6 separate regions of the Mus musculus genome follow, and all the other regions are linked to region 3. The links are chromatin loops, found by intact Hi-C in ENCODE. Cell type or tissue: heart. All regions are shown on one strand.

What was found. Hi-C counts contacts between places; a loop is a spot of excess contacts. Peaks named below come from ENCODE experiments on the same cell type or tissue, not always from the same donor. Only the 100,000 strongest peaks of a DNase experiment are listed, where the experiment ranks them.
Region 1: a loop joins it to region 3, with 5 times the contacts of the local background. A loop is called at or near these places in 4 of 42 quality-filtered maps.
Region 2: it touches region 3 in a loop (6-fold over the local background); 13 of 42 quality-filtered maps call a loop at or near these places.
Region 4: a loop joins it to region 3, with 2.4 times the contacts of the local background. A loop is called at or near these places in 6 of 42 quality-filtered maps.
Region 5: a loop joins it to region 3, with 2.7 times the contacts of the local background. A loop is called at or near these places in 6 of 42 quality-filtered maps.
Region 6: a loop joins it to region 3, with 3 times the contacts of the local background. A loop is called at or near these places in 2 of 42 quality-filtered maps.

What each region holds. Positions count from the first base shown.
Region 1 is chr17:10,093,779-10,098,778 of GRCm38, forward strand. No RefSeq gene overlaps it. Among named protein-coding and RNA genes, the nearest start is that of Gm34972, 50 kb to the right of the region's middle. In heart, no CTCF peak of the experiment used is centred here; DNase peaks (open chromatin) are centred at 443 and 2,263.
Region 2 is chr17:10,491,458-10,496,457 of GRCm38, forward strand. All of the region lies in intron 4 of Pacrg (PARK2 co-regulated), which reads right to left. It overlaps A230009B12Rik (RIKEN cDNA A230009B12 gene), which reads left to right. Exons shown (of 2, transcript NR_077237.1): 2 at 1-1,600. Gm16168 (a long non-coding RNA gene) reads left to right here and starts at 1,741. Exons shown (of 3, transcript XR_003952273.1): 1 at 1,741-2,152; 2 at 4,996-5,000. In heart, a CTCF peak has its summit at 1,929 (motif pointing left); DNase peaks (open chromatin) are centred at 1,844 and 4,370; H3K4me3 peaks cover 460 bases; H3K27ac peaks cover 4,130 bases.
Region 3 is chr17:10,388,475-10,393,474 of GRCm38, forward strand. No RefSeq gene overlaps it. Among named protein-coding and RNA genes, the nearest start is that of Gm39565, 19 kb to the left of the region's middle. In heart, no CTCF peak of the experiment used is centred here; DNase peaks (open chromatin) are centred at 1,427, 2,057, 2,447 and 4,377; H3K4me3 peaks cover 1,184 bases; H3K27ac peaks cover 4,474 bases.
Region 4 is chr17:10,450,071-10,455,070 of GRCm38, forward strand. The region is part of intron 4 of Pacrg (PARK2 co-regulated); the gene reads right to left. Among named protein-coding and RNA genes, the nearest start is that of A230009B12Rik, 3.6 kb to the right of the region's middle. In heart, no CTCF peak of the experiment used is centred here; DNase peaks (open chromatin) are centred at 51, 1,791 and 2,891; H3K27ac peaks cover 2,584 bases.
Region 5 is chr17:10,438,936-10,443,935 of GRCm38, forward strand. All of the region lies in intron 4 of Pacrg (PARK2 co-regulated), which reads right to left. Among named protein-coding and RNA genes, the nearest start is that of A230009B12Rik, 15 kb to the right of the region's middle. In heart, no CTCF peak of the experiment used is centred here; a DNase peak (open chromatin) is centred at 2,626; H3K27ac peaks cover 1,422 bases.
Region 6 is chr17:9,753,471-9,758,470 of GRCm38, forward strand. The region is part of intron 3 of 4930452A19Rik (RIKEN cDNA 4930452A19 gene); the gene reads right to left. Among named protein-coding and RNA genes, the nearest start is that of 4930452A19Rik, 20 kb to the right of the region's middle. In heart, CTCF peaks have their summits at 1,590 (motif pointing right) and 2,894 (motif pointing right); a DNase peak (open chromatin) is centred at 3,411; H3K27ac peaks cover 764 bases.

The DNA of each region.
Region 1 (5,000 bases), 290 kb before region 3:
TAATTCCTTCCATTTACACTCGTGTGATATTATAATAAAGGGTGGTGGCCAAGAAGTTTTGAAATATCTCCACAACTTAGTCCTCCCCTCCCCCCCAAAAAATCTCTCCCATAAGTATTATTTCCTGCCAGAAAATGAGTTGGATTTGCTTCAAAACTGCTTCAGAACTGGTGAACATAAATGCCTCTAAATTTAGCAAATATCAGCATGCTCAGTCAATTTGCAATATTTTTCTCCCCTCCCTTGCAAACCCTGTTTGGCCTGAAAGTCAAAGTTGAACAGGCCACTGGATCTCTCCCACGCCTGTCTTTTCCTTCCTTCCCACATCTGGCTTGATAGTTAATTGATAAAAGATGAGCCCACTATTTAGTAGCACAGAGCTGACCATGCCGAGTCCCTGGCCTTGCCCTGGCAGCAGCTAGCTATTCAGCGGTGAACTAGGTTCCATCCCTAGTCACTTGGCAAAGTCACTGAGTGGGTGGAGATGGGAAAAGCATCTGTCTTCCTCATCTATGCTCAAAACACAGCATTTCCTCAAAGCCTGGGAGAGGGGACAAAGAGTTCTAACTGCCTACAAACTTCAACCCAAACACGGTGATATCACTCTCATGGACAGGGAAAGCACTAACAACTGTTCAGCAGACTCTGAGGTCTTTGCACTTGAGTTAAGCAACACTAAGAAAGACAGGGCATTCTATATCCTGCCAATAGTTACAACATGGAAAGCAGGAAAGGATTTCTTCTCCGCACACTGTCCCTTTAAAAACAACAACCAACTCTGCCTCATTTCCTGCTCATTGGTCCACTCTCATCTTGGACCTCTCTCAGAGATGTTCTATCCCTGTCCGGTATCTCACAGACCAGGGGTGCGCACATAATCACCTGATACCACTGATCCCTGAGAGCCTTCATTCATAAGAAGTCAGCTCTTGGCATCTGAAAGAAATGACAACACTGACAAGTCCCACAGTGTGATGCATGAAATGCAGTGCAAAGAATAAATTAACTCTTTCTGTATTGCTGTTAGGATGGGTTCCAGCTACACATGGGCTTCTTAGGTCTTAGGAATACATTGCATTGTGGAGATGGTAGCACCTTTCTTGAACTTATTGAAGATTATTTCATCTCTGTCATTATCATCATCAAAAATAAGGCCTTTATGAAAGTAGGAACTATAACAGGAAATCCAAGAAGAGCTGAAGAGAAAGGAAGCAAAAACCAGAAAGAAGGTTCTCAGCTGTAGAAAAACCAGGGTTTCTCTGAGACCCTTACCCCTACTCCAGAAGTTTCCTAGTTCCAGTGCTCCTCCATAAAGACCATAAGCACATGCTTGTGAATTATACAAGGTCAAACGTGAAGACTGATGGATAAAGCCTGGGACAACAGAGCTGAAGGGCAGCCCTGTGTCATCTGTTCATTTCAGTTGACCCAGATACATGTTAGACTTAGATCACCACAATGCAGCACTGTCTTTCCAGATGCAGAAAACCTAAATGTTAAGGTACTATGATTTTTAGAGCCATGATCATATTCAAAGAAACAAACAAACAAAAAACTGATGCTACTTTGATGCACACTCTACTATGAGCACCACCATGAAATTTGTTTCACGTGATATAATAGCATATGAACATTCTGTGGGATTCACAGTAACAGCTTGAAAGGAGAAGTACTCTTATAGCTAATTTGTCTCAAAACGAGGCTTAATTTATTATTAAAAGAGGAAGGCCAAAAACCAATATTTCAGACCATCACCTGAAATGCAACTAAATCCCCACAGCCTGTTAGGAGCCTCCTCCACAGTTCTAATGTTTGCTTGAAGACTAGAAGAGATTTTTCAGGGTGATGACCTTAACCCCTGAGCATCATGGGATGGTTGAGAACATTCCAGGCTGCTCTTCTATTTCAGCAGGGTTGGGCACTAGAGACCAGCAAGGAGAACTAGTGGTCCTGAACTCTGTGTTCTGACCCAGGCTGCTCAGACCCACCCAAGGGATACCACGAGATGGAAAGACAAAGAACATCGTCTTTTCAAGCTGAGTACATTCTCATTCTGCCGTCTCCCTGAATCCCCTCCCAGGCCAGAGATAGTCAAATCCAAATACACTGAAAAGGGGGAGTTGGGGGGAGCACTGCCTTCTCTTGTCCATCACTTAGAGCACAGCCCTGGCTTCCGCTCCTACAGGAAGGAGATGATGTTGGCTTCTAGTGAAGGGTGTGGGCTGGGGAGAAGCCAGACACAAAAGACAGAGCAAGGCCGGATGTTACTAACAGTCCAGCTTTCTTTTCAGGTTCCTGTTTAGCTAAACATTTCAAAGGAGGCAGTTTTCCAAGCTGCTGGTCTTCCCGGTGTGTCCTGGAGGCCTAGGGCAGTGTGGGGAGCCAAAGGGTGTCTGTTCATTCCATCATCACCAGGACTGGCTCAGTGTCTCCCCATATGACACCAACTGAAGCAACTGTGGAGATCATGTTTTCCCAGCATCCCACATCCATGGCCCTCTGGCTGAGTGGGTGAGCATCCCTCTGGGACAGCCGCCTGAGTCCCAGGCAGGTTGGGTAGACATTCTAGGCAGGCTAACTCCTTGCATGGAAGCTGTGTACCTTGCTTCTCAGTGAACACATTCTCAGGCTGTCTGCATGGCTTTCCCTTCTGCTTCTGCTGCTAGGTCAAAGGGTAGCATTGGTGGCCAGAGCTCCGGTACCACCCGAGAAGCACTTTGCTCTCTTTGAATTCAGGGATAGAGCCAACAACATCTAAAAATAGTGGTTGTCACACTTCACTACAGTTCCAAAGGAGGCCTAGGTATGAGGATCCATTCGTTGATTAAACTGATTTTGAGACAAATTAGCAAGGAGGGTGCAGGGCTTTCCTTTAAGATCAATGGAGAGAATGAAGGATGCATAAAAATCTTATAGACTATTCCCAACTTTATATGATTCAGAAAATGAATCTCAGCATGATACCCAGTAAAGCAAACACCGTACTTAAATAGCAAGGATTTTTTTCCTTGTATTTCATAATCATGCTCAATATTTGTCTCATTTTGTAGCTATGGGGAAAAAATAGAAAATCAGAGCAAATAAGAATGATAAATCCAATTTCCCAATTTCCTGTCCAGTAAGCCCTCAGCCCACAGTGAGGACTGACTGGCTCGGCAACATGTCGTGGTTCAATGTAGGAGCTAGGAATTAGATACCTGAAGTCCTAACTGGCCATGTTAGAGGGAAAAGGTTGTGAGGTGGAAAATGTTCTGAGACCCAGTACCAGAGCTACAAGGAATGTAGGAAGAGCCACCAGAATCCCCATCTAACACCTGCTTGAATCCAGGACGGCCAACCTGGCATCGACACAGGATCTTCTCCACTGCTGTGTTGAACAAAACAGACACTTACATTTCTAAGGCAATTTTCCTCTGTGTCTGAGCCAACTTTAATTGCAGAAATCATCTAGATGACAGGCTTTTATTACATCTGTACAGCATCTCACAGAAGTGCTTGCCACACAGCAGTTGAGAAAGGTCACCTCTCTGGCTGTCAGGGCTATCCATCTTGACCACAGAACACATCGACCTACCTGGGTAGCCTTCTCTGGTGACACATTTAAGGCCTTCTAAGTCTTTTAGACCATGACACAGCCCCTTGTTACAACTGATATAAAAGGTTAAAGTCTCTGACACAATTCTCACTGTCAGGGTCTCAGGGTCTATCCCAGGGCCTCTTAGTTTGTTTATTTAGTGCTTTTTAGACAAGATCTTCAACCCAGACTGACCTTGAAATCCTTATGTAGCTAGGGGTGGCTTTGAACCCCTGATCTTCCTGCCTCTGCTTCCTGCGTGCTGGAATTAAAGGTGTGTGCCACCAGGCTGGATTTGGCTTTGCTGAGGATGAATCTGGGGAGTTGTGCAGGCACTCTGCCAACTGAGCTCCATCCCAGCCCTCCTCTCTCACTTCTGTAAACCCCCTTAGAGGTGAGAAAGGAAAAAGCTACAAAGAAACACCAAGCTGGGGAAATTTGTTCACATAATCTTGAGGCAGAATATTTTTTGCTTAATTTTTAAACAGAACCATGATGTCACCAATTGCAATTACAGCCTGGTGGTTTAAAGTCCCATATGTTTGACAAATAGTGCCAGTCATTTGCCAAGTCTAAACATAACTAGTTTTCCCTCAGTCACAAGCTGTCTCCTTGTCTTCCACCAACTTTAGGATTTGGTTTCTTCTGCTCTTCTTGAGATGAGTGTCCCTGAAGACCTGGACAGATGCAAACTGTTTTCCTGCCTGCTCTGGTCTGTTTGCCAGGGAAAACATTCTATAAATTCTTTCAGAACCTCCCTGGTAATGAGTTTCTGTCCATCAGTCTCTGGATTTGGGTGAAGCATTCCTCCTGGCTATCCATGACAATGGGTACAACTGCCCTGAATGCATCAAGACCTACCTGGCCTGAGGGCCACCCATCACAGGCCTGTTTCAGAGGCAACAGAAAGTGCATGGTCTCCCCCCATTCCTCACTTCCAGCCATCCGTAGACACTTTGTAAAATCACCATCTGCATCTCAAACAGCTGCTTTTGTATTTTTACAAACTCATTCCCAGCATGGCTTATGTGCCCAAGCTGAAATTTCATCTCAAGAGTGGCTTCTGATGTACCCTGATTCTACAGTTGGGAGAGAGGATCGAATTAAGGATGTGGTTAAACCACATCCAGAACTAGGGAAATGCTATAGTATCCTTGTCATAGCAATACAAGTCAAATATTAAACTCCCGAGAGGCTGTCTCATTTGTATCCGTATCCATGATTTACATCCCAATTACTCATCACCATGGGAACCAGGTATTTTTGACTGACTAAAGAAAACATTGCCAAGATACAGATATCCTTTGGGAATGGGCTCCCCCACCCCCTTTTCAGTGCTGGGAATAAAGCCAGGTCTTTACCTATACTAGGAAAGCCCTCTACAGCTGCACTCTGCACCTAGTCCAAGCTTGAGCCTTTGGAGGGT
Region 2 (5,000 bases), 100 kb after region 3:
TGCCAATGAGGAGACTGAGGAGCTGGCAGGAGTTTTAGTCTCCAGACCAGGCCTTGAGGGTCAAGACCACCACCAGCCTTCTATTCTACGCACCTCCCTGCGGCTTCGATTTGGCTAAGTCAACTCCAAAGTGCTGGCTGCAGTTCTCACTGTTTCCTTTTCAGAACCAAGCCTTCTGGGCCACAGTTATGATGTCCTGAGCCCACCTGCAAGGCAAATCTAGAGTACTGTGGCTCGGCTTCGGGGGCCCCTCCATACCGAAGCACTCTCCCTGGGCTGCTTGTCTGGATGAAGGTGCTCTCAGGGCCAGCATGTCCCCTTACTATTGCCCGAGCCAGGGGATGACTGCCTTTATGGCCGTCTCAGCTGTTTGCCTGACCACTCCTCTCTCATTCGGCCATTGTTCCAGAACACAACTGGCACAGCTGCTCTAATTCTCAATCCTTCGCATTTCTTCCATGATGGATCATCAACTGCCGAGGACAGGCAGAGTCTCCCCGTCTCTGCTCCCACAGTGCTTGCCTCTACTCCTCTAGCACACAGCAGAAGATTCTGAACTAACATCGAGGACCCTAAGATCGGACTGTGCCCTATCGGTCAAGGCCTACGTGGCCCTGAGCGAGCTGCTTAGGATCTGTTGCTTTCAGCTTGTCTAGAAGACAAACATTTCACAGTAAGGCTATTTGTGAAATCTAAATGATGTACTAAATCCAGACTGCAATGTATTTCATATTTATATCAGTGTCTACATAGGAGTTTTATGTGGCCTATCTAGATGGAATTTGACCAAATCTGAAAATCTGGCTGAAATCTGTTGGCTGTAAGGGATGCCTGAGCAGAGTCTATTCTTGGGTGTGTCCTGAGTCCCAGGAAGCAGCTGTGGAAGAAGACAGTGACCCTCAACACCAGCCTGGTTTGGACTGAGTCTGCAGACAGAACATTTCAAAGTCGGTTATTTTATTGTATTTTCACAGAGAGATAATGCAGTTTAAAATACGGACTTGGCAAAGCCTCTGAGTGTTAGAGACTTCATTACCAACCTTCAGCCGCTCCCTGCTTTCATAAGAAGGAATTTTTAGAAATGGGTGAGAGTTGTTACCAATCCACTGGTAGAAACAGCAGGTATCCCCTAAGCTCATGGACCCAACAAAACTTCTGCTGGCTTCCAACATTCAGTACAGGAAACATCTGTTAAGCAGGATAAAGATCTAAAAAATATTTGTAGGTAGCCTAGTTGAGCTGAACACTGGTAATTCATTGGACATTGACCCTGAATCTTTAAAGCCCCCTTCCGGTCAAAGTTTGAAACTTTGGACTGTCCTCAACTGGGGGCTCTGGGCTGCAGGCTATACACAATGGAGTCCATAATCTCTGGGGCTCTGCAATCAGCAACCTAAGCATTCCGACACACTAGCCCTGGGGATCCTCCCTTCTGCTGGCAAGGGAACTCAAGGTATTTTATGAGATGCCAGGGCATTGATTCAATGAGCAAGGACCACGTTTATTTTAACCAGTGGGGAGAAAACAAAATCAAAATAGAAATTTCAGCTAATTTATGGATAATAAAACGCATCTGTCTAATTGATTAAAGAATGTTCATAAAAATTCATGGCTGTTTCTTCTCTTCTCTTCTCTTCTCTTCTCTTCTCTTCTCTTCTCTTCTCTTCTCTTCTCTTCTCTTCTCCCTCCACTCCCATCACCAGCAAATCATCCCCAATTCCTTCTCTCTAACACATGAGGATACATTTCCAGGGACACGTCCTGGGGGTGGAGTGTTCTCGGAGGGGGAGGAAGGACAGCTGGCTGGAGACTGGGAACAAGGTCACAGTGTTCATCTCTGGGGACCATAGAAGAATGGAGAATTGGCTCTTTCATCTCCTGTCTCTGCTCTCCCTTTTGCTGCCCTGAGTCTCTGCTGTCCCCAAGTGGCCAGCTAGGCCACGTATGTGACCCTGAGATGCTAAGGGGTAGGTAAAAGTTTCCTAAAGGGTTTCCTGTTGAGATTTGCAAGCTTGGACTCTTTAACCCTTCATTCATGGGACAGTCTGTGCATGATGGCAGAAAGGTCAGTGAGCAGCTTTCAACTAGCAGGAAACTGGCGCTGGTTCGAGCAGCAGCAGCAGCAGCAGCAGCAGCAGCAGCAGCAGGACAGGTGGGTACAAGGTTGAGACCAGTGTCTGCCTCCTGTGGGCCACACGGTTGTCGCCAAGGTGACTCAAAGATTTTTTGGGGGGGGGGCTGCTTTGACCTCACAGAGAGGCTATCAATCTCTGTGTTGCAAAGATTCCCTTCCTACCTAGCTAGACTCCCTGATTATCACTGGAATATTTGTCCCTGGTGCATAAGAGCTCAGAGCCCCAGCCTTTAAAGAGCTAAGATGAAAATTAAGTGGAAATGGATAGAAATATACATAGCATTTTGTATATGCTCACTCCATGAGAGGTATACATTTATCATCATTTGTGTCATCTTTGTTAATAACTTGTGAATTTGTTTAGAAAAAATAAAATTGGATTTTTTTTTTTTTTGGTGTCTATTTCCAACCTAAAGAAACCATGCTTTGTTCCCTATAGAATGAAAGAACCTCACAAGTAAAGGGAAGGAATTCCTTATAAAGTCCACTGAGAAACACAATGAGACTTGAGAGCAGCATTTGCCACTGAGTCTCTCCAGAATATTGTGACGACCCACGTGGCAAATGGTGCTTACCATGGAGAATAGAAGCCACCAGAGCTAGATGTAGAGAAAAGTCCTGTGAAGCCACCATGATAGGTTGACAAATGCACCTGCCAATAACCTTAAGCGTGAGCCCTCCCAAATGCAATGTATTTATCTCCATTGTTCAGAAATTATCAATCAAGTGATTGCTTCTCCTAGAGAAGCAAGAGCACACAGGAAATGGGCCATGAGAACTTAACCTTGAGCAAAAGCTTAAATCTCTTAGAACTGTGCGTCAGATGGAAGATCAGAGGGAGGAAGTGGGAAAAGAACGGAGCCATGTGTGGCTTAGAAGGGTTAAATGATCAGATCCAATAGCGGGGTGACTGGAATGCTTTCAAAGCTGATGCAAGGCTGGATGACTTTCTGAGGCTGGGGCAGCTTTAGGCAGATTGGAATGAGCACTTCTTTCTTGCCAGGTGAATTCAGGAGCAGAGGAGGGAAAAGAAGGGCTGTGGCCCAGCCTGGGCTGGAGGGCCCTGCATGTGTGGCCTAGGGTGAGAAGTCTCATTTGTCTGGCTTCTGGGCATACCACCTGCAAGTATGAGAGATTTACAGAGTAGATACTACTGTGATGGCCTCAGGAACTACAGGTCAACCCTGCCTTCAAGGGACGAAGGAGTATCATACTCAATAGTTGGGATGGTAGCCAGCCATAGACATAGGGAGTGAGTGATCTGTGTCAGAGACCTGCTGCTTCTCAAATGAAGGTTGGATGAGGGGCTTGAGCCCTGGCGCCCCTACAGGTCCTAGACAATGGTTTAGCCGGTCACAAAAGCCAAAAAGAAAAGGCAGAACCCTCACCTCTCCAGGTCACCATGGGTGAACAAGGTGGCCCAGCTCCAAATGTGCAATGGAGGTTCAGAGGCTCCATTTACACAGTCCAGAGTATATTTCTCCCAGCTGTGTAGGTTTGATAGTCAGGTGAAATGCATGGACTTTCTCGGTTGCAGTCCAGGCTTCAGGAGTGTTCTCTTCAGCTAGGTAGGTCTCTTGGTGCTTTTATGCAGTGTGAGATCTCTAAGGACAGGAACTTCCTTTTAGCCCCTCCCTCCTCCCTTCTTTCTAATTCCCCCCCCCCCCCCAACAGAGGTGTCTCTCTCTCTCTGTCTCTCACTGCCTCTGTCTCTCTCTGCTCCCATCTTCCTTTCATACCCAGCACAGTGTCTTGTAATCTGGTGACCATACAACAGATATCCTCTAGATCAGTGGGTCCCAACCTTTCTAACGCTGTGACCCTTCAATACAGTTCCTCATGATGTAGTGACCCCCCCACCCCAACTATAATTTTTTTGTTCCTATTTCATAACTGTAATTTTGCTAGTGCTATAAATTGTAATGTAAACATCTGTTCTCCGATGGTCTTGGGCGACCCCTGTGAAAGCACAGATTGAGAACAGCTGCTGTAACTTATAAGTCACAAATGTCAACAAAACAAAATAAATGGCAACAGAAAACAAGGCAGGGCCCAACGGGAAGTTTTCAGCTCTGTGGGTGAGCAAATCCTTTCACCTCCTTATTAGACCTGTGCCCTCCATTCATTGGCAGACTGACACTGATTTAGAAATCAGAAGGCTTTATATGTTTGGAATTAAACCAGAGGTCATAGCATTTGCAGAAGCACCGGTGAAGAGGGCAGAAGCCCGGCAGCATGGGTGTGCTGGCTCTGAGGGCTCTGTGTCCAGACAGGGCACGACTGCCTGGGGGAGAATCGAGGCTGAGTGCATGCGCCTGAGGGCTGAACAAAGGAAGCAGGGCCGGAGAGGGGACATTTTACCACCAATTTAACTAATCTAATCACGTTTTTGTTGTTGTTGTTGTTGTTGTTGTTTGTTTGTTTGTTTTTATTCCTTCTAATAAGGTTATTTTGACTCTGAAGCTCTGACCTGTGAATTAGGTAACTATTCAGAAATAAAGAAAATAGCTCTTTTACTTGGACCAAGAGCCAGAGAGCAGAGACACACTCTGTGGTTTATGTCAGAAATGATTCCAGCAACAGACTTTGGAACTCCAAGGTCTCTTTTCCACTCTGACCCTGAAGCAGCGTGCTCTGCTGTAACTGTGGAGGAGCACTCATAGGGAGCACTATCCAATTCCTGATGCTTGGCTGCCCTGTAGCTCAATGCGCCTTTATATTTGAGAGCACCGTGGGCCATGTCTGAGGAAACCCTGGCTTAGCTTGCAACACACATACACTCTGTGACACTTAGTGTTTACTTGCTCCCAGGAAGTACCGCAGCGGCGGTTCATCTAATTTCCAACATTGTTCTCGCACAGGCGTC
Region 3 (5,000 bases):
TCATAACAGTAGCTAAATTACAATTATGAAGTAGCAATGAAGTAATTTTATGGTTGAGGGGTCACCACAATATGAGGAACTGTATTAAAGGGTCACAGGTTGAGAGCCACTGATGTAGGGGATCTGAAAATCCCTTGAAATTGTACAATGTGTGTGCCTTGTTGCCTACCAGCAGGGGTATCATTCTATGGTGTCTTTCATCCTGATGACAGCTGCCCTCCAGGGAGTACATTAACATGGAGGGCTTTTTGCTTTGTAGTGCTTATCGCCAGGCAGAAAAGCCAAAGGGAAGCTTATCAGGACCCTGTGGGAATGAGTATTCTCATTAAAGAAGGTGACCTGTGGGAGAGAGGGCTTGACTTCTCTTCTTTGTCAGACACCACCCTTACACTGATGCCCAGTGTGGTCAAAGCCCTTGCAGAGCACACAGAGGGTAGACCAAGAAGCAGGAAGGCACCCAGACCTTTCTCTTCATGGATCACCAGGGTTACCGGCCAGTGACCATTCACTTTAACCTATGGGATACAGATGTCTGATTCCTTAAGCACTGCAGTGTTCTTGAGGCGGGCACCAGAGAGTTATCTCTACACGACTCTCACTCCAAAGATTACAGATGTCTGTGGGTGTTGTTAGATGTTGGTCGATTGATGGATGGACACACAAAGAATCCATGCACAAGACCTCTAGGTCAAGGGTCCAGGCTGAGAAGGCCTGCCAGGCCTCTGGTGGGCGTTGCCGAATTGGGTTATGTGTTGTGCTCACTGCTCAGCCTCTGCCAGGAATAGGAAGGAGGCATGGATGCCCGAGTACATGGGCCTTGGGATGTTATATTAGGTGTCTGGACTCATTGTTGAAGGACAGAGAGATCCTGCCCTCCTTAGCACGAATATGAGGGTGAGTGGGCTTTGTTGACAGACATGCCAACACTGGGTGACTTGTAGTTTTGAGACAGGGTCTGAAACTACGTCCATGCTTAGGTTAGAAATCACGTGGTGATCAATGAGGCATCTGTGGCTAGTGAGGCACAGACATACTTACTTCAGTTACTTATTCTTCCTACATCTGCCTTCCAATCAGGAAGCTCATCGCACACGCGCAGACACACACACACGCACACGCACACGCACGCACGCGCACGCGCACACACACGCGCACGCGCACACACAGAAGCAGAAGCTGTTCCCTTGGCCACACACCCCTTGTTAAAGGCTTAGCTCCTTTTGATACAGGCTGTTCAAATACCACCCTCTGAGGCAGGGAGACCCCCGAGATCTTGGGAAAGGCCTTCCCATCCACGTGTGGACGAGCTCTTCCTCAGACAGCACAGACAAATGTCTATCATGTGCAATACGAAGGAGTGTGGCGTGCATGCGGTGTGGTGCAGGCTCAGCTCCAGCTCTGGAGTTTTTAGAATTGGCTGTGTACACCGTGTGTTGGGGGCAGTGGGTGTGGCTAGTCTTCTCCCCTTTGATTGGATGGTCTTGATGAAGGTCACATCCAGGCTCCAGGATGCTCAGCTTGTCTGGAAGGCTGCAGTCCAAGCACAAGGTATAGGAAAAGGTCCACTGGTAAAATACTCGGGGACTGTAAAACTGGAGGCCCAGCCTGCTAGGAGTCAGGCTGCTCCGTGTGAAAAGAGAACTCTAGATTAGGTTAACTGGCTTGAGAGAGAGCCTATGGCCTACCTGTTTCCAGTGACCATAAGCCTCATTTTCCCTGAGCTGGTGCCAGTTCGTAATCTGTGGCCTCTATTTTGTGGTCTGAGGGTCAGCTGTGCCTTTGTCTCTGGACCCTCTGGAGCCTGCAGGCTCTCCTGGGGCAGCTGTGTGCCCAGATCCAGTGGCTGGGGCCAGGGTGGAAGTCGGCTGACTGGCCAGCTTGAAGCGAAGCAGGAGGCACTTTTGACTCACTGGATGTGGTTGAAGGACATGACCTTCCTGTGGGTCTTTCTTTTGGGAAAGGAAGTCTTTGGAAGTTTGTAGCAACTGAATAAATCCTGTCCCTTTGATAAGCGGGGCTCCCCGTTTGGAGGGCCGTGGAGAAAGCGCCATACTTCCTCCCATTGTTTCGGCTGATTAAGTTCCAGAGTGTGTCACTTGATAACTCATTCCTGGGGAGCTGTGGTAGAGTGAAGGCCCAGGCAGGAACTGGAGCACTTCAGCCTGCAGGCCCACACGCCTGAGTCCAGCGCAGGCCTGGTTATTCTTGGAAGTTATTTTGATCCGCTGGCCTTGCTCGGGTTCAGGTTTCCGAGAGCCCAGCCCCAGGGTTGGAGAAGCTGAGAATGAAGCAGTCCATTGTAATAATAGACTTCTGCTTGCTGAGGAGGAGGTGCTCCGAGGGTTTTGGAGGCCCCTGCGTGCTCCATGACGTCCCCCTACCATGTGACCTGTGGCACCCTGCAGCATGTGCCTCATCCCTGTATCAGCCACTTGGGATGTGGTCAGGCTGGAGCCAAGCTGCCATGATTGTGGGACGGCCTCCATCAGCCAGAAAATCTGGCAGCTCCAGAGAGCAGAAGTGACTCAGGGAGACTGACAGCAGAGAGGGAGGAAAGGCTCCCCAGAGCTCTGGCACAGTGAAGGATGCTCTCCTTACTGAACAGCTGAGAGCGAGCGAAGAGGCTCCAATCCGGGAAGCTGCAGTTCCTGGGTGGGGACAGCTGTTCTGTACTTCCAGATACCCACCCAAGCAAGCCTCACTTTTTTTAAAGCAATTCTTTTCTTTCTTTTTTCCCTTCCCTTCTCCCTCTTGCTTCTTCCCCCTCCCCCGCCCCGGCTCGCTCCGGGTTTGCTCTCTCTGGTCCCCAAGCCTAACTTTTAACTTTAAAGTCTGAATAATTTTTGGTGTTGCTGTCGTCATTTTTACTAGGTGGTATAAGTGACCCTAGCCTGGTGGCCCAAATGGCAGAAATATACTGCCTTGCCATCGGTGTTTTGGAAGTTGGTGGTCTGAGGCCATGGTTGTCAGGGTGACTTGTTCCTAGTCTGAATGGGGGAATCTGCCACTGTGGACCAGCGACCAGTTCCTGGTGGCGACTGACATCCTGCTGTTCCTCAGCATGTAGAAACACAACGCGCCATCTCTGCCTTCACCTCACTAAGTTTTCCTTCTTTTAAAGGGACACAGTCACAGGGATGGTCATTGTTCTCTAGTAGGACCCACCCCAACTTAGCTGACTACAGACATTCTCTGTTCTGAGCAGGTCTGTCTCAACAAGCCCACAGTCCAAGGTACAAGTCTGGTGGGGACCAATACTTTTACATGTGGATCCCGAGGGGTAGGGGTGGGAGTTGAACCTGTGACAGATGGAGACTATCTGGATTGCAGTAATTTGGAAAATTGTGACAAGCAAAAATCAAAGGAGTAAACCTTGTTCCTGCCACTCAGGCTACTGCAGTGAGTGCCATAGTGCACACACTTCTGGAAATGTGTCTTCAGATGGCACAGGATAGATATAATTCTGTTACCTGCTTCGCCTGATCTCTGCTTTTCAATTTTACAGATGTTTTCTTATCAATTCTTTTTTTGTTTGTTTGTTTGTTTTTTTGTTTTTGAGACAGGGTTTCTCTGTGCAGTCCTGGCTGTCCTGGAACTCACTGTGTAGACCAGGCTGGCCTTGAACTCAGAAATCCACCTACCTCTGCCTCCCAAGTGCTGGGATTAAAGGCGTACGCCACCACTGCCGGGCTGTTTTCTTATCAATACCTCATCCCTGTTCTTTTTTTTTTTTTTTTTAAAGATTTATTTATTTATTTTATTTATGTAAGTACACTGGAGCTGTTAGACACACCAGAAGAGGGCACCAGGTCTTATTACAGATGGTTGTGAGCCACCATGTAGTTGCTGGGAATTGAACTCAGGACATTTGGAAGAGCAGTCAGTGCTCTTAACTGCTGAGCCATTTCTCCAGCCCATCATCTGTGTTCTTAACAATGTCTTTGTTCTAAGAAAAATGGATCCAGGACTATTCCAGGCAACTGGTCTATTTCTACAACATGGAGACTAATTCTGGGCCAGATACATTGCCAGACACTCTACCCTCAAATCTGTCAGTCTTGTGACATTACTTCCCTAGTTCTTGGTCTCTCGTTGTTGCCTGTGAACTGAGGCTCGCAGCTAAGCTGCAAGTGCTTCAAAGTTAACCTCTTTTGGATAGCCAGCATTGCCGGCACACCTGAGTCAGGTACCAGGAGCTTTGCTTCAGCTGTATCAAGTCCTACTTACTCCTTGAGGTTCCCACCTAGCCTGGATGTGAGAGCTCACGCTGGAGACGATCCCTTGCCGCGCTGAGGTTTTTCTGCTGCGAACGTTTCTGATTGCTGAGGGGGAACTTGCCCTTCCTGGTGGCAGCTGGCGAGGGAGGGGAAGTAAGCAGGGTCAGCTGAGACCTGCCTGGGACTGCATGGTCTCAAGACACTCAGTTCTAAGAAGTCCTACGCTTGCATTCCCAGCACTCTTGGCCCGTTGATGATGTGATGGGCACATGTGCTCCACCACCCTTAGGCCTCCAAGCTCTGGTTCCTGGGTCAGCTGCGCTAGCTGTGCTTCCAGGGACGAACAGGGCTATCTCCTCCTGTGTGTGTGTGTGTGTGTGTGTGTGTGTGTGTGTGTGTGTGTGTGTGTGTGTGTGTATGTGTGTGTGTGTGTGTGTGTGTATGCTCATGTGCACGTGTCTGTACTTGTTTGTTCACGAGTGTGTGTGTGTGTGTGTGCATGCATGTGTGTCGCACACATAGAGACCAGAGACTCACATCAGGTGTCTTTCTCACTCCCTCTCACTGACATTGGAGCCCACTGATTTAGGTACACAACCCCAGAGCTCCTCCCGTCTCTGTCCTGCTGTGGTTTCAGAAGTTTGCTGTTGCTCTCGGTTTCCCTAGAGGTGCTGGCTTATCTGGCTCCTGTGCTTATACGGCACATTAATGGCAGAATTGTTGATTTTTAAAAACCACGTGTGTGCTCTTATATAACTTATCCGTCAAGCTTCAGAAAGCTCC
Region 4 (5,000 bases), 62 kb after region 3:
TCCTCAGCCCCGTGGGCTCCTTGGCTCTGGTTTCGCTGTAGGTTTTTCCATTGGAAAGACCGGCAGGAATGCCTTAGCTCAGAGAGCGATGACCTAACGGCGGAGTTTCTGGCTTAGGGAGGCACCTGGCGAAGGGGGATGGTTTTGTGTTGCTTAACCTCTCTGCTCATGTTACTCTGACCTGTGAACATGCATCATGCTTCTAAATGGAGAGTGAGTGTGGTCAGGCCCCGCCTGGGGCACAGACAGCTTTAACTCTGAGATGGCTTGCTATCATTCTACTGAGCAGGGCAACCAGACTGGAAAAGTTCCCAGGCCTCTGTTTCCTGTCCTGCAAAAGAGGTGGCAATCAGAAAGCTAGGGTGTCCTGTAGGGAGTTTCAGCCGAGTGGATAGACACCACACATCTCTACTGATAAATTTATAGCCATATACTGTTAAATAATGGGGTGCGGTACTGACAACGGTGAGAGGCTTCGTCTAGGCAGTCAGTGGGCAAAGGTCTCTATTACATTACTTTCTGTTCTTCAGTGGCTCTGACGCCTATTCTGTGTCTTGGTGGAACTGTCATTTTCTTGGGGGAAGTGTCGGTGGCCTTAGGGACAGTTGTAAGAATGGTGTCAGTGGTCAGAGCGGCATGTTGCCCAAGGGCTCTGCTGTGGATGCTCCCGATGGTGGAGACGGAGTCTGATGACTGAGTGTATTGAATGCACTTCTAGCTGGTTACTCCACCTTCCCTTCCTCTCTGCCTCAGAACTGCTGCCACCCTTTCCCCAGGGGAACAAAAAAAGCTGTCAGTGTAAACATATGCTTCTTGACTTTGAGTTGCATGGGAGAGCAAGCCCAAAGGCTGGTTGCAGGAATGGAGCTGGCCATCTAGTTCAGCTGGGCAAATGACCCTCTCACTAGCACTAGTCCGAGTTTTTTTTTATTAGACTTAGATTTCTCTTGGATACTAGGGCCGTAGGGCTTGGCGGGATGAAGTGATGGCTGTCCCGCTACCCCATCCTGATAGGCACAGGAAGGATGTGCAGGGGAGAGGTTGCTTCTCAGAATAATGCACTTCTACTATAATACAGCACGAGTGTGAAAATACTCAAAATAGTTGAGGACTGGCAGGAAGATTTCTTTTGACAAAGTGCATGCAAACAAAACAAAACAAAATCCTAACACTGGCCCCTAAATACCCCCCAAATGCAAATACAACCTCACATGCAATGCTGAAAAGACACTGAATAAATACAATGTAAGGCTAGAATGGAGTGATGCCGCCGGCTGGGAGCCCGAGTCCTGCGCACAACAGTGGATGCCAATGCCTTCTTTGATTCTTAGTGACAGCTGAATGGAACACAAAGAGGGATGTTTTTCTCGTGGGGCACATGATCCCTCTCCACATACCCATGAGACACTCGGCAACCTCTCTGCCTGGCACCCAAGTCTCTTTCTTGTTGTTATCTCTGCCTTCGGCCGAGCAGAAATGCTGGTACCAGTTGCCATTCTGTGGTGTATGGAGGTGGCTGTGTCTGGGAGGGGGGTTGGGCTATGGAACCATCTCTGGCTTTATTGGAAAGTCTGTGGGGTCCCCAGGGGACAGATGACAAACTACACCAGTACTCAGAGCTTCTGCCTGGCAGGAGTCTGTCCTTTCAAAGGAGCTTGCTTACAACACAACACAAAACAGAATAGAGCAGTTCACTGGGAAAGAGGCAGCCAAGAATTTTTTTTGATCTGGATGGGGCCAAGGAAGGGGAGGTAAATGTCCTTGGTTCACAGATGGGACAGGGCAGTGGCAAGTCTTCTCAGATGGGCTGTGGTGAAGTTATAGCAGTTTGTGGGCCACTGTCACAGATGGCCTGCTATGGGGTGGGGCATCTAATTGGAAAGACTGTAGCTTTGACCGGAGGCAGCTCGCAGATGGCTTTTCACTGTACTTTAAGCTGGCCTTCCAGCTGCTAGAGGAGCTCATGGGGTCTTGGTCAGCTCCCTGTGTTCTGGCCCCACTCTGTGTCAAGTCCTGTGCTTCGCTGTGTGTTCATGTCAGAACAGCCATGACAAGAATGGCTTACTTAGCACGTTAAATTTTAAAGAATACATGTCCATGTGGCATAAGAGACAAACTACATTGTACTTCTTGACATTTAGCTAAATCTAGACACAAATAGTCAACAAAAGGCAGAAATGAAGGACTCTGGGAAAAAGCAGAGCAGATTTGAGCTGTAACACCGAGTAGGGAGTCTTTAGGAGAATGTTTTCCAGAGGCAAATGCCCGGTGCTCTAGATTCTAGAGCCTAGTGTGTGTCTCATGAAAGGAAGGGGAGCACCCTCCTCAGCCCAGGCAGCACCCATTTATACCCATGCATCCTTAATGCACATGTGCAGTGCCCTACTGATGCACATGCAGAGTGCACTACAGATGCACATACCCAGTGTACTACAGATGCATGTGTGCAGTGCACTACTGATGTACATATCCAGTGCACTACTAATGCACATGCGCAGTGCACTATTGACCTTATCTAGCCCTCTGGAATGAGCAGTGCTCACTAGATTGTAAAGTTAATCTTCTAGAAAGAAAGTGGTTTCCTGGCTTGGAGCATGTTAACTCAGACCTGGAGCCATTTCCCCATCATCATCCTACAATTTTAATTTGGGCCCCTGGCCATTATCAAACAAACCATCGTTAAAAGGCTCATTGTATCTGGTTCACAGATGTGGACAACTTTGTCCTTTGCTGTGTAGAATTTTGTAGAGCAGTTGTGGCATCCCAGGTGACAGGCCTCAGTTGGAGTCCTGAGGGGTCAGACTCATGGGGTAAAGAGGTGGAGCTCTTTGTTGCTGTAGGATGTGGGTGTATGCAGGAGGCAAAGAGGAAGATGGTCTCATTTCCTTTGGTGCAGGAACTGAGGTGGAGAAGACAATGCTCTGGGGCTAGGTCAAAGGCTGCCTTCAACACTTTTTCCTTGGAAAGCCCAAGGGCCCCAGCACAGCTGCTGGCTAGGAGCTCAGCAGAGCAGAGAACGAGCAGGGGTAGTGTGTGTGTGTGTGTGTGTGTGTGTGTGTGTGTGTGTGTTTGTGCGTGCGATCACATGCATGCATGTATGTGTGCATGTGTGTGTTTGGGATGAAGGGTTTGGAAGCTAAGATCAACTGAGACATCAAGGAGAAGACAGGTAAGGAACAGAAGAGAAACCGGGGGCTGCTTTTCCAGGAAGTTTGATCCCTGCCTTTTCTCAACTAGGAACCACCAATGCCCACCTTTGTATGCGGTGGCCTTGGTGGGTCAGCTGGTTCCTAGCAAATAAAGCCATGCTCAATAAGGGTCCTTTATAGCGACATCAAAAGCACCTCAAGTCATATAACTACTAAATTATATTTTGCTTCAAGCAGTAATTATAATTCAGACAGAAATGCACATTTTGAAAAGATGATGGTTTATAGACCTGACGGTTATTAACAGAAATAGTTTATGGAGCTTATTTGTGTTAAAAACATGCCTCCAAAGTTGACATTCAGAGATAAAATCTAGAGAATTTAACGTTCTCTGGAGAAATGACATCCCCGTTTATTTAGTTCAAGTATAAATGATGAAATGCATGAAATCAATACTGTTTGTTGGAAAATATAATCTGGGAAACAGAAATGGACGTTTAAAGCATCAGGGGTAGAGGAGAGCAGAGAGAAAGGATGAAGCCCTCTTATCCCCACCTCACTTTGACACGGGGACAGTTACTTCCTAGATGGTCACTCAGAGTTGAGTAGCAATTTATTTCCCTCTTTAAAGCCCCAGCAGTTTTTATTGCTATGTGATTTCTCAGTGGCTGAAATATGTTGTTTGCCAACATTAAAACCTTATACTCGATCACCATTATTGTCTAAAAAGCATTACATTCTAGCATTACGTACTTTTATTCTCCTAAAAGATTACATCAAAATGAAGACTTAGTTTGGCCACTGGATGGGCTGGTACCTTTGAGGGTACTGCCGTATTGGGAAATTAAGTAATACTTCACAGTTGGTGATATGTCATGCTACCACAGTTGGCCCTCTCCCGCTTGGGGGTTATGCTCAGCCTCACTGGCCCTTGCTGGGATCTGGTGGGGTCTGGTGGGAGAAGATACAGTCAGAGCCTGGTGTTCTCTGAAGCACACACTTACATGGCAGGGCTTCTCCCAGGACAGGGGGCTCTGACAACCAGGAACAGCGTGCATCTCCAGTGTCCAGAGCATGTCCGTCCTAAGGCCCACACTTTCGGGCTGGGTGGTCCTAGCACCACAGAAAGTGCTGATGATTTGTGGTAGGGCCTAGATTACAATTCATAGAAAAATATCACAGACTCACTCTGCACAGACCAAATGCAGTGGGAAGAATGGAAGATTCCATTTAGGAAAGGCATTTCTCCTTAGAGGACGATCTACTGAGGAAGTCATAATTGGACGGTGCTTAGTGCACAGCCTTTCCTTGTTCCATGCCCTGGGTTGGAGCAAACCTCCAGATTAGACACTTGGGATTTGTTTGAAGGCACACGTGGTGCTGAAGTCATCTTTGTGAATCACTGGTAAGCACAGATGCCAGGAGTTCAAACTGGAGACCCTGAGTGACACTGTTGAGCGCTGGCGAGCTTCTGCGGCAAGGCTTGGTCATCACAGCCTGCATCACATCCTTTTAGGACCGCTGTGATCACTAGCCAATTCATCCACTGTGGGGCAGCGCCTATGGCTTTCCTTCTGATCACCAGGACTTGCGGTTTAGGTGCCTAGATTAATTTATTTTTTTATTTTTTTGATATAGGGTTTTACCATATAGCCATGGCTAGCCTAAAACTCACAGGAATCCACCTTACTCTGCCTAGGATTAGAGGTGTGTGCCATTGCATTTCAGCAAGGTTAAATGTTAGCGCAACGCAACAATAAAACAAAACAGAAAAACAAACATCTCCCCACAACAAACAACAACAACAAAGCAAAACAAAACAAAAAACCTGGGTGACCACTAAGTATGGGA
Region 5 (5,000 bases), 50 kb after region 3:
ACCTCAGATGTCCTGTCTGGACTCTGTCCAGGCTTAGCTGAGATCTTACCCCTGGGTGACCTTTTCAGGACCACCAGGCTGACCTCTCTGTCAACACCAAGCTCTTTGAGTAGGGTCTTAGTATTTGTGTTGGTGGAGTGCTTGGCCCTGGTCACACATAACAGGGATACTGTGACTGTGGAGCAACCTGATGAAAGGACTACTCTCCCAGAACGATAACCATGGTCTTTGGATGTTGAAATCACGTGGGCTTCAGAGAGACCCTTCCTCTAGAGGGCCTGCCTCTTCCTATCAGAACCTGGCTGACCTGGTGACGTGAGGCGTAGGCAGGTGAGTTTACACGGTATAGTGTCAGGCCTTGGTGAATCAGTGACAGGATGCTCCATTGTACCTTGATCCTCATTCACCAATAAAAGAAAGTTAAAAGCGCTGGGGAGGGGCCTAGTGAGCTGAAGTCAAGTGATTCTTTTAAATAAGAAAATCACCTTTGAAATTGTAAAATATTGACAGTAACCAGAAGGCACCATAATATCTATGCTCGCATTACAAAGGAGATCTAACCCAGTTTTGCCGAGTTGTTTGTTTTCACAACGTCTAATTTCTTATTTATCTACCTTAGCAGTGCCCTTTATCTGAAAAATATGTAAATCTATTTAAATCAATTTCCTGTGATACCACACAAAACAATAATCATATTAGTGGCATTTGTGATGTACTAATAACACGGATGTAATTGCATTCGAATGTGAAATTGCTAGGTAATAGGCCTTTTGTAAATTGTTTTGGGGGATGCCATTTTTAACCTTACTCTAGGTCATTACTTCCTGATCTTGGTGGGAAAGTGTAATGCGCCTCCCGTGAGGCCATTTCCCACTGCTGCTGCCTGCGCAGCCGACAGAGACTGCCAACGGCTTTTGTAACCAGAGGGGAAGAACGTGTGCAACTGCTGTGTTTCAGGGTAGGAGGCCTTCACTGGCATGGGGTTCTGGTCCCCGGCAGGCAGTGTGCTCCGTAGGTTGTCCTCAAGGGGAAAGGCAAATGTGGCTGTCATGTGATTCCCCCCTCAGGCCTAGACTCTGTGGTGGAGGCACATGCTCCAGCGAGCTGCTCTTCTTTGGGGAATGGGGTCCATTGTTACAGTCATCAGCTTCTGGCTCCCTTTCCTCAAAGTCTTGGCTACAAGTAACATGTCTGGGGGGTGGGGGTGGAGGGAGGTGGTCATGTGGGGTGCAGCGGCAAACTCTCCAACTTAGAAGTTGTTAAAACCTCAGGCCTTGAGGCAAGAATACATATTTGCTTTTCACATTATCAGACAAATTCACATTTTAGGCAAACTAGGTCTGTTTTCCCTGAGAAACATCCCTGCAGACTTCTGTCTGCAGGTCTGGATGGAACCAGTGCAAGGGAGGGCATAACGGCATGCCCATGGCACATCTGAGAGACAGGCCAAGCCATAAATGGCTTTCATAGACATGTGCTAATTTGTGATTTGTTGATAGACATGAAAAAAAGAGAGGTGGTGTCTTCTCTAAGAGGATCAGAGAGATCCCGTTTGATCAGGGGCTGTGAGCTGTTGGATAATTACAGATCTACCTTGAAGCTACATGAAGGAGATTCCCCCTGGACTGCGAGTTCAAGTGCACATTTCTACATAGGTTCTCTTCCCAGGATGCTGAGGGGCAGGCGGGAGCTAAGAAATCACTCCCTCTTAAGTTAATTTCACTTGAAAGGTTTTTGATTTTTTAAAGCACTTTACAGCATAAATGATATTCCAGGGTTGAAGGAGTTCCTTTTGCCTTCTCCCAAATTCGGAACGATATGGCGGGGCTGTGGATTTAAATAATGCTACATTTTGAGTAAGGACAAACAGCTCAATACCACGGGCTGGGGGCATTTTCCCAGAGTTTAGTTTAGTTCAGAGTACATTTCTATTGGTAATTTTTCCCCTCACATCCAATGATAATACCAATAAACAACCGTGAAGCTGGAAGCACTGGTCCCAGGCAAAAAGGTTCATAAATTTATCCCGCCCATAGCTTAGAAGAGCCCCTGGCACAGCAGAGCCCAAAGTCACATGCCTAATGGTCTGGAGGGCTTATGAATTGATGGGCTGAGAGCTTTCTGTGGACTAGGTTGCTGTTAGAGATCCAAGGAACCCTCTGAGTCAGCTAATGCCTAGAGAGGGGACAGTTTTCTGGGTCTTTCTGGGTCCAAGAGCAAGGAGGCAGAAGTGAGGGTGACAGGTGATAGCTTAGGACCCCACGGATGGGGGCAGCCAAGACAGAGAAGGAAAGGCCTCTACTGAAAATGGCCATACAACCCCTTTTCAAAGTTTTCTTTCCTTGGGATGGCAAGGTATCTGTGCTGATACAGTGCCACTAGCTACAACCGATTTTAATGTCCTGTTCAGACAGGTGATTAAAGAAGGGATCTGTACATAATGTCACCCTCCCCTTTAGGGTCCTGAGATCTTGGAGAAGTACAGTTAAGCAGCATGCCCAGGTTCCTAGGGCCACACATGCCAAGGAACAGTGACCCCCAAGTAGCAGTCTGTGTGAGCCTTGGGAGTGGGCGGGGGAAGCGTGGAGACAGGAAGTCTTCTCCCAGCAGCCAGCATTGAAGAAGGGTGGGGCATTGTCTTAGTTTTCTGCATCCCTGGCCCGCGGTGTTCTTTTCCTGTCTCTATCCAGGGATGGCCACGGGGTCCCACTCTGGGCCCCAGGCTGCATTTGCATAACACATTTACATCTGAAGGGAGGGCACAGATTGGCAGCTCCCCAAGCTTCAGCTAGGCACAGATTTCTACAATGGCAATTAGGAATCGAGATAGAATGACTGTGGCCGAGGGAGTACAATTGCCAGGGCTATGGGAAGAAGGGGCAGGAAAACCTCGGCGCTTTAGAGCATTGAGCTGTGAGTAATGGCAGGGTTAGAGACCAACCGGCCCTTGTTCTTTGTGAGGCTTAGAAGGGACCAAGGACGATCCCCGCCCATGTGCTTGGTGCCGGAAGGAAGGGGGAAGAGAGAGGTGGGGCGGGGGCCTGCAAGGGACCCGATGATGGGAAAGGGGCTCTGGGGACAGCCTGGATGGCAGTGAGCAGAGGCCCGCAGTGCCTGAGCAGTGGGTGACACCATAGAGGGCCCCCAAAGATGGAAAGCAGACCTGTCTAACATGGACGCGACAGGATACCTGGGCTGGAGGAGCTGAAGGGCTTTCTGGCCCTGTGAGGAGAGGAGAATCCTCTTTACGAGGGCGCGAGTGTTTTGACCTTTGGGACTCATGAGGCCTTCCAGAGGGCCACAGCATGGAAACCTTCCTTCCTCTCCAGCTTCCCTCCTCATCCCTCAGCCTCAGAGGAGTGCTGTGGGAGAATTCCCCCCACCTTCTAGAAGGGGAAGGGACACATGCTGGGGAGGAGGGACATAGAAAAGGGAACAAGTAAAAGATGAGAAGCAGTGCTCAGAACCCAATGCCAGAGTAGAAGGTTCTAGAAGCTAGTCTCCTCCCAGGCCCAAAGTGAGGCATGGGTGGAGTGACTGGAGTAACAGCAGGCTGGGTCAGTTGAGTCAGTACATGGGGATGCGAGAGGACCTTAGGACATCTGGAAGATGGGAGCTGTAACAGAGACACTCATAGGCTAGGTGCAAGTGTCGGGGCTGAGCATGCCAGCGGGGGAGCTGGGTTTGGAGGACCCATGGGTGGTACATCTAACTGATCTTAACAACCAAGAAACATCTGCATAAGCAAAGCGGGTGGGGATAGTTGGCCAGTGGCCTCCAGGAGCACAGAACTCCTGGGAGAGTTGCTAAGAAGCCATGTTCTGGTTTCACCACAGAACACGAGGTCCTGCTGCTCTCCAGATGGGCTGTGTCCAAGCTGTCTGTCTGCATGGCTTTGGAAAGCACAAGGGGCTGGGATTAGAACTCCTGAGTTCTGGGCCACTGCCTCTTGTCTTAGTTGATGGAATGACTGTTTATAAATTCCTAGTTTTCTCATATTCAGACTCCTCAAGTTGAAGAAACAGCTCAAGGTCCTTAAAGATATTGTAATGCTAGTACTACCGGAGGATCCCACAATACCTCTCCTGGGCATACATCCAGATGTCCCAACCGGTAAGAAGGACACATGCTCCACTATGTTCATAGCAGCCTTATTTATAATAGCCAGAAGCTGGAAAGAACCCAGATGCCCCTCAACAGAGGAATGGATACAGAAAATGTGGTACATTTACACAATGGAGTACTACTCAGCTATTAAAAAGAATGAATTTATGAAATTCCTAGGCAAATGGTTGGACCTGGAGGGCATCATCCTGAGAGAGGTAACACAATCACAAAAGAACTCAAATGATATGTACTCATTGATAAGTGGATATTAGCCCAGAAACTTAGTATATCCGAGATATAAGATATAATTTGCAAAACACATGGAACTGAAGAAAAACGAAGACCAAAGTGTGGACACTTTGCCCCTTCTTAGAATTGGAAACAATCACCCATGGAAGGAGTTACAGAGACAAAGTTTGGAGCTGAGACAAAAGGATGGACCATGTAGAGACTGCCATATCCAGGGATCCATCCCATAATTAGCCTCCAAACGATGACACCATTGCATATACTAGCAAGTTTTTGCTGAAAGGACCCTGATATAGCTGTCTCTTGTGAGACTAGGCCGGGGCCTAGCAAACACATAAGTGGATGCTCACAGTCAGCTATTGGATGGATCACAGGGCCCCCAATAGAGGAGCTAGAGAAAGTATCCAAGGAGCTAAAGAGATCTGCAACCCTGTAGGTGCAACAACATTATGAACTAACCAGTACCCCGGAGCTCTTGACTCTAGCTGCATATGTATCAAAAGATGACCTAGTCGGCCATCACTGGAAAGAGAGGCCCATTGGACACGCAAACTTTATATGCCCCAGTACAGGGGAACGCCAGGGCCAAAAAATGGGAATGGGTGGGTAGGGGAGTGGGGGGGGGAGGGTATGGGGGACTTTTG
Region 6 (5,000 bases), 640 kb before region 3:
CTAACAGTCAAAGTGAAACTGTGAGCATACCTCTCTCTTGACACCAATACAAGCAATAAATAAATAAATAACAGAAAGGCTTCGAGGTTTAGAAACTTCACAGAGAGACTGAAGAATGTGTAAATCACGTGTGATATTTTTTATCCACATCTCCTTAATTTTAGGAGACTCTGTAGCATAATATCTTCACTTTGCAAGAATCAAACACACGGAATAGACTATTAATCGGTGCCTTGGGGACTCTATGTGGTTTTAAATTCTCCTTTCAACTTCTGAGCAAATACAAAATAGCTTTGCATTGGCTCTTCTTCTTCTAAATTGTATCCATCCTTACAAATTGATAGTAGGGTTTTTTTTTTTTCCATCCACAAAGTCTGTTTGGCAATTCATCTTTCCCTGGCACACAGACCCTTGTAATTTTGGATTCTTCAGTGACTGGAGGAGGCTGGGGGTTCATCGGTGCAGGAGCTGAGACTACTCATCTCACTGACTCAAGCCCCTAAGTGACAACCGTGAATGCCAAGACCCTAAATGATCCTGAGATTTAAAAGTAAGATGTGCCCTTCAGCACTTCCAGGAGAGTACATTTCAGATGCCTTCGGGCGTCTGGAATGGAGGTCTCGCTTCACACTGAGGGAATAAGAATAGAAATTAATCTGATGTCACCTGCTGTATACGAAGCTCAGTGGAAGGTCCATTGCGGTTCTGCCCTCATAGAGACTGACCAATATTTTACAACACTTGAATTCAGAGGGAGAGTTCAAATCCAATTCACAATATCAACTGAGGCTTAATGAAAACCAGGCATGAAGCAAGATCCCTTAATGATAAGACTTAAAAGGAAAGGAAAAGAGTACGGGATGGTCCCTATCCTAGGAGGACAGCTAGATCTGTGCCTAGATGTAAGCTTGAGACTAAGAGAGCTGGGCAATGGTGATGTCCAACTGATAGATGCCTAGGCACTGTGAGGTTTTCAACAGACAAACGTTCAAGCAGACTGCAAATTTCCTTCTATGATGCATAAAGGTAACAGTATTCATAAAACAGAAAAGAGGGAACTAGTTGCTGGGGACTGGGGCCAGGAGCAGACAGTGGGCGTGAAGGTGAACAAGTTCTGAGAACTGATGATCGATCGGTGACATGTCTGTAGTCAGCAGCACAGCACTGTGTGCTTTCAGACATGAAGATGACAGACTGCACATTGAGCATCCACCCGTGATAACAGCAGAGCACGAGGATGTTTGAGGCCATGGAAGTGCTGGGTCTTTTGATTCTGGTGGGGTAGGCAACCTCAGAGCATAAAAATTAAAGCCCAATTTCCTCGAAGTGTATAGATTAAATAAAAGCAGCACAACCTGTATAGTTGTTCCTCTGTGAAGCAGATGGATAAAGAAATAAAATGTTCGTTTGAGATAGGTGTAAAAGAACCATTAACATCAGAATCCTTTTCAGAAGAAAGGCTCACTTCTGGGTTGCTTGTGAAAAACTTACATCAAAAAAAGAATAAAGAGTGTGATAGTTTAAGTAAAAATGGTGCCCATAAATCCATAGGGAGTGGCTATTAGGAGGTGTGTCCTTGTTGGAAGAAGTGTGTCACTAGGGGGCAGGCTTTGAGGTCTAAAATGCTCAAGCCAGGTCTAGTGTCACTTCTACTTCCTGCTGCCTGCCCATCCGGGTATAGAACTCACAGCTCTTTTTCCAACACCATGTCTGCCTGGATGCTGCCATGTTTCCTGCCGTGATGATAATGGACTAAACCCCTGAACTGTAAGCCAGACCCAATTAAATGTTGTCCTTTATAAGAATTGCCTTGGTCATGGTGTCTCTTCACAGCAATAGAAACCCTAAGACAGGGAGAGAGCAGTAAATGGCTCAGTGGCTAAGACACCTGCTGAACAAGGATGATAGATAACCTGAATTCAGGTCCCCCATGTCCATTTTAAAGGCATATATATGATCCTGCAACTCCAGAGGTATGGGAACAGAAACTAGAGGATTGCTGGGGCTTGCGGGCTACCATCCTAGCTCCAGGTTGAGCAAAGGTCTCTGTGTCAGAAGAGTAAGGTGTTGAGTGATGGAACACTACCACCAACATCCTCCTGTGGCCTCTGTATGTGTGATAATACATACACATACCCATACACCATGCATTCATATGTGATACACACATACAAAGGAATAGTGTGATGGTTTGAATATGTTTGCCCCCGGTAGTGGAGCTATTAAGAGGTGTGGCCTTGTTGGAGTGGGTGTGGCCTTGTTGGAGGAAGTGTGTCTGTCACTGTGGGGGTGGGCAATGACACCACGTGGAAGCCAATCTTCTCCTGACTACCTTCCAATCAAGATGCCAGAACTCGCAGCTCCTTCTCCACCACCATGTCTGCCTGGACACTGCCATGCTTTTTGCCTTCCTGATAATGGGCTGAACTTCTAAACCTGTAAGCCAGCCACAACGCTGTCCTTGATCATAGTGTCTCTTCACATAACAATGAAGCCCTAAGACAGACAAGTACTGATGGTATTGGTTAGCATAGTAAACCCACCCATTTCTCCAGCTCCTCTACTCTCCAAAACTATGAACTAATATTGTTCTTCCAGAAGTAAGAACAAGTTTAAAACAAAACAAAAATAATAAAGAATGCCCTAGTTGGATGGTCCTATACCCATGCCCATACAGACAGCACTTGGTGGACTCAGTAAGTATACAAACAAGAAGCATTAAATAGGGAGAGAAAGTGAGGGGAGAGGAAGAGATGAAGGGGAGGAACTGGGGGAAAAGTTACCAAAGCATAGTATATGCATGTAGGAAACTCTCAAAAATTAAAAACTGGAGGAAAAAAAAAAAAAAAAAGACAAATAGAAATTCCAGGCAAAAGTGCTTTCTCCCACAAGAGGGCGCTCCTGGACCCAAGAGCTGAGGGATTGAGTCTGTAGTTCCTGGGATGCTCTGAAACCTAATAAATTACAGACAGCAGACACCCTTTGTGGTTTCCTTGCACTCTGTAGTGACCATGGAATCCAAAGATCAAGGCTCTTATCAAATGTAAGCATTCAGGCTTCTTACTGGCAGCTTTTAAGTACAGCGGAAGCTAGGGTGGTCTACCCATGCTTCTATAGCGAACCTTCAGCTTTCCTGCTGCATGTTCTGTCGGGGACGGACCGTTTTCCCTGTTACTCAAGTCAAGCTGAACTTCCATTTCTTGTCCCAGCCAATCAAGAGTAGCAGTCGCCAGAAATTAAAAATAGCATGTTGCTGTAGGACAAGGTGGTAAATGACACAGAACTTTGGGAAAGTCTGGCTGGGTCTAGCCAGCCTCACCCTCTGCCACTCCCGGGCAGGGAGGAAGCGAGAGGCTCCTAGGAGTATGGCCAGGAAAGGCTGTGGCCAAGCAAGGGCCCAGAAAGGATTTTTCCTTTGAGTCAGGGATGACAGCTGTCCTCGTGAGGGGAGGAGTGGAAAACTGGATCCACTGAGCGGTATCTGCTAAGTCCAAAGAGGCCTGCAGAAGCACGAGGACTGCCAGCTACAGTAGTTCGTGGGACATCAAAGCCGCGATTAGCACAGCTTCCTGGCTGTCGCACTCTGCGTATTTATGGCGCATTGCACATTTAAATGCTATTCTCATAAGGCGTTTCAGCTGTCAAAGCTCCATATTTGAGCGATAAAAGTGACTTAAAGTACCAGGGGTCCTTGGTGCCCAACCTCAGCAGTGTGTCAAAGCCAATCAATGACAACCAAAACCCACCAAATTTGTTTCACCATTTGAAAAGCAACGGCCCCTAAGGCCACCTGTGAGCAGCCTGGTAGACACACAGTACACATGGGGGTCCAGAGAGGGGGATACAGGGGGCAAGCCTGACTGGTCTCTGCACATGTGAGTTTATGCCAGTACCAGGGAGGGGTCTCTGAAGAAGAGGAAAAAGTACTATTCTTGTTCTTCATTTTAAGGTAGGGGTATATGATGTGATGGCAAATTAAGAGACGATGTTAACACCCCCTCTTCTGACACCCAGACAGCATGGATGCCTTCCAACCTGACTTCTGTTTTTGTTGATTCTCCTTCAAAATGGCACACCATGCATGTGTCCTGGGAGAAAATATGGCAGGTTTGGCCAGGAAAACCAATGGCCAGGACAGGCAAAGAAAAGGAACCTGTGATCAGTGTGGTCCCTGAGCTGAAGGACCCTAGGGACAGCATCTGTCCCCTGAGAGCACAGGCTTCCCACAGTTCTTTTCGTGTGTGTGTGTGTGTGTGTGTGTGTGTGTGTGTGTGTTTCCTACCCAATAGCTCACAGCCAGTTTCCTTACTTTTGGTTCATACCATCTATCTCCCTAGATACCCCTTCCGTGGGTTCAGCTCCCCCACATCATTAAAGGCCTGCTTTCCTTACAGGAGTCTCTGAGGGTAGTACCATCCTTCTCTGTAGACACCTGTCTTCCAGGAGCTGGGCTTGAGCCTGAAGCTCATCTCTCACATGGCCACTTGCAGCTTGCCAAGATAGCTGGGGTCAAGATTTAGTCAGCCTTCTACAAATAAAGCATACCCTGACCCAACCATGGAAGCACCCATGAGCTAAGCCTCTGGTTTCCAACAGTTGCATCAGCCATTATCGCACACGCACAAACGCATGCACACACTCAGAGAGAGAGAGAGAGAGAGAGAGAGAGAGAGAGAGCTGGCACTCAGTGGGCAAAGGATTCACTGGCCCTCATTGAGCAAGGGATCTGCATGGCAGCAACACCTTTTCCTAACTTTCCAAACCCAAGTTAACTTCCCTTTGTCAAAATTGTGAAGCATTAATGTGCCCAAATGAAAGGTCAGAGGTATAGACTTGTGTCCTGGCCTCATTTCCAGTAAGAATGGTCTACATGGAGTAAGGGAGGCTTACAGCTTTACCTAGGCCAGTCCCGAAGATGAAGGCACAGATGGGTGGGTATTGGCTGTGGACCATTCATTCAATGGTCCAGTAAAAACAGTGGAGCCAGGCTCTGAACCAAG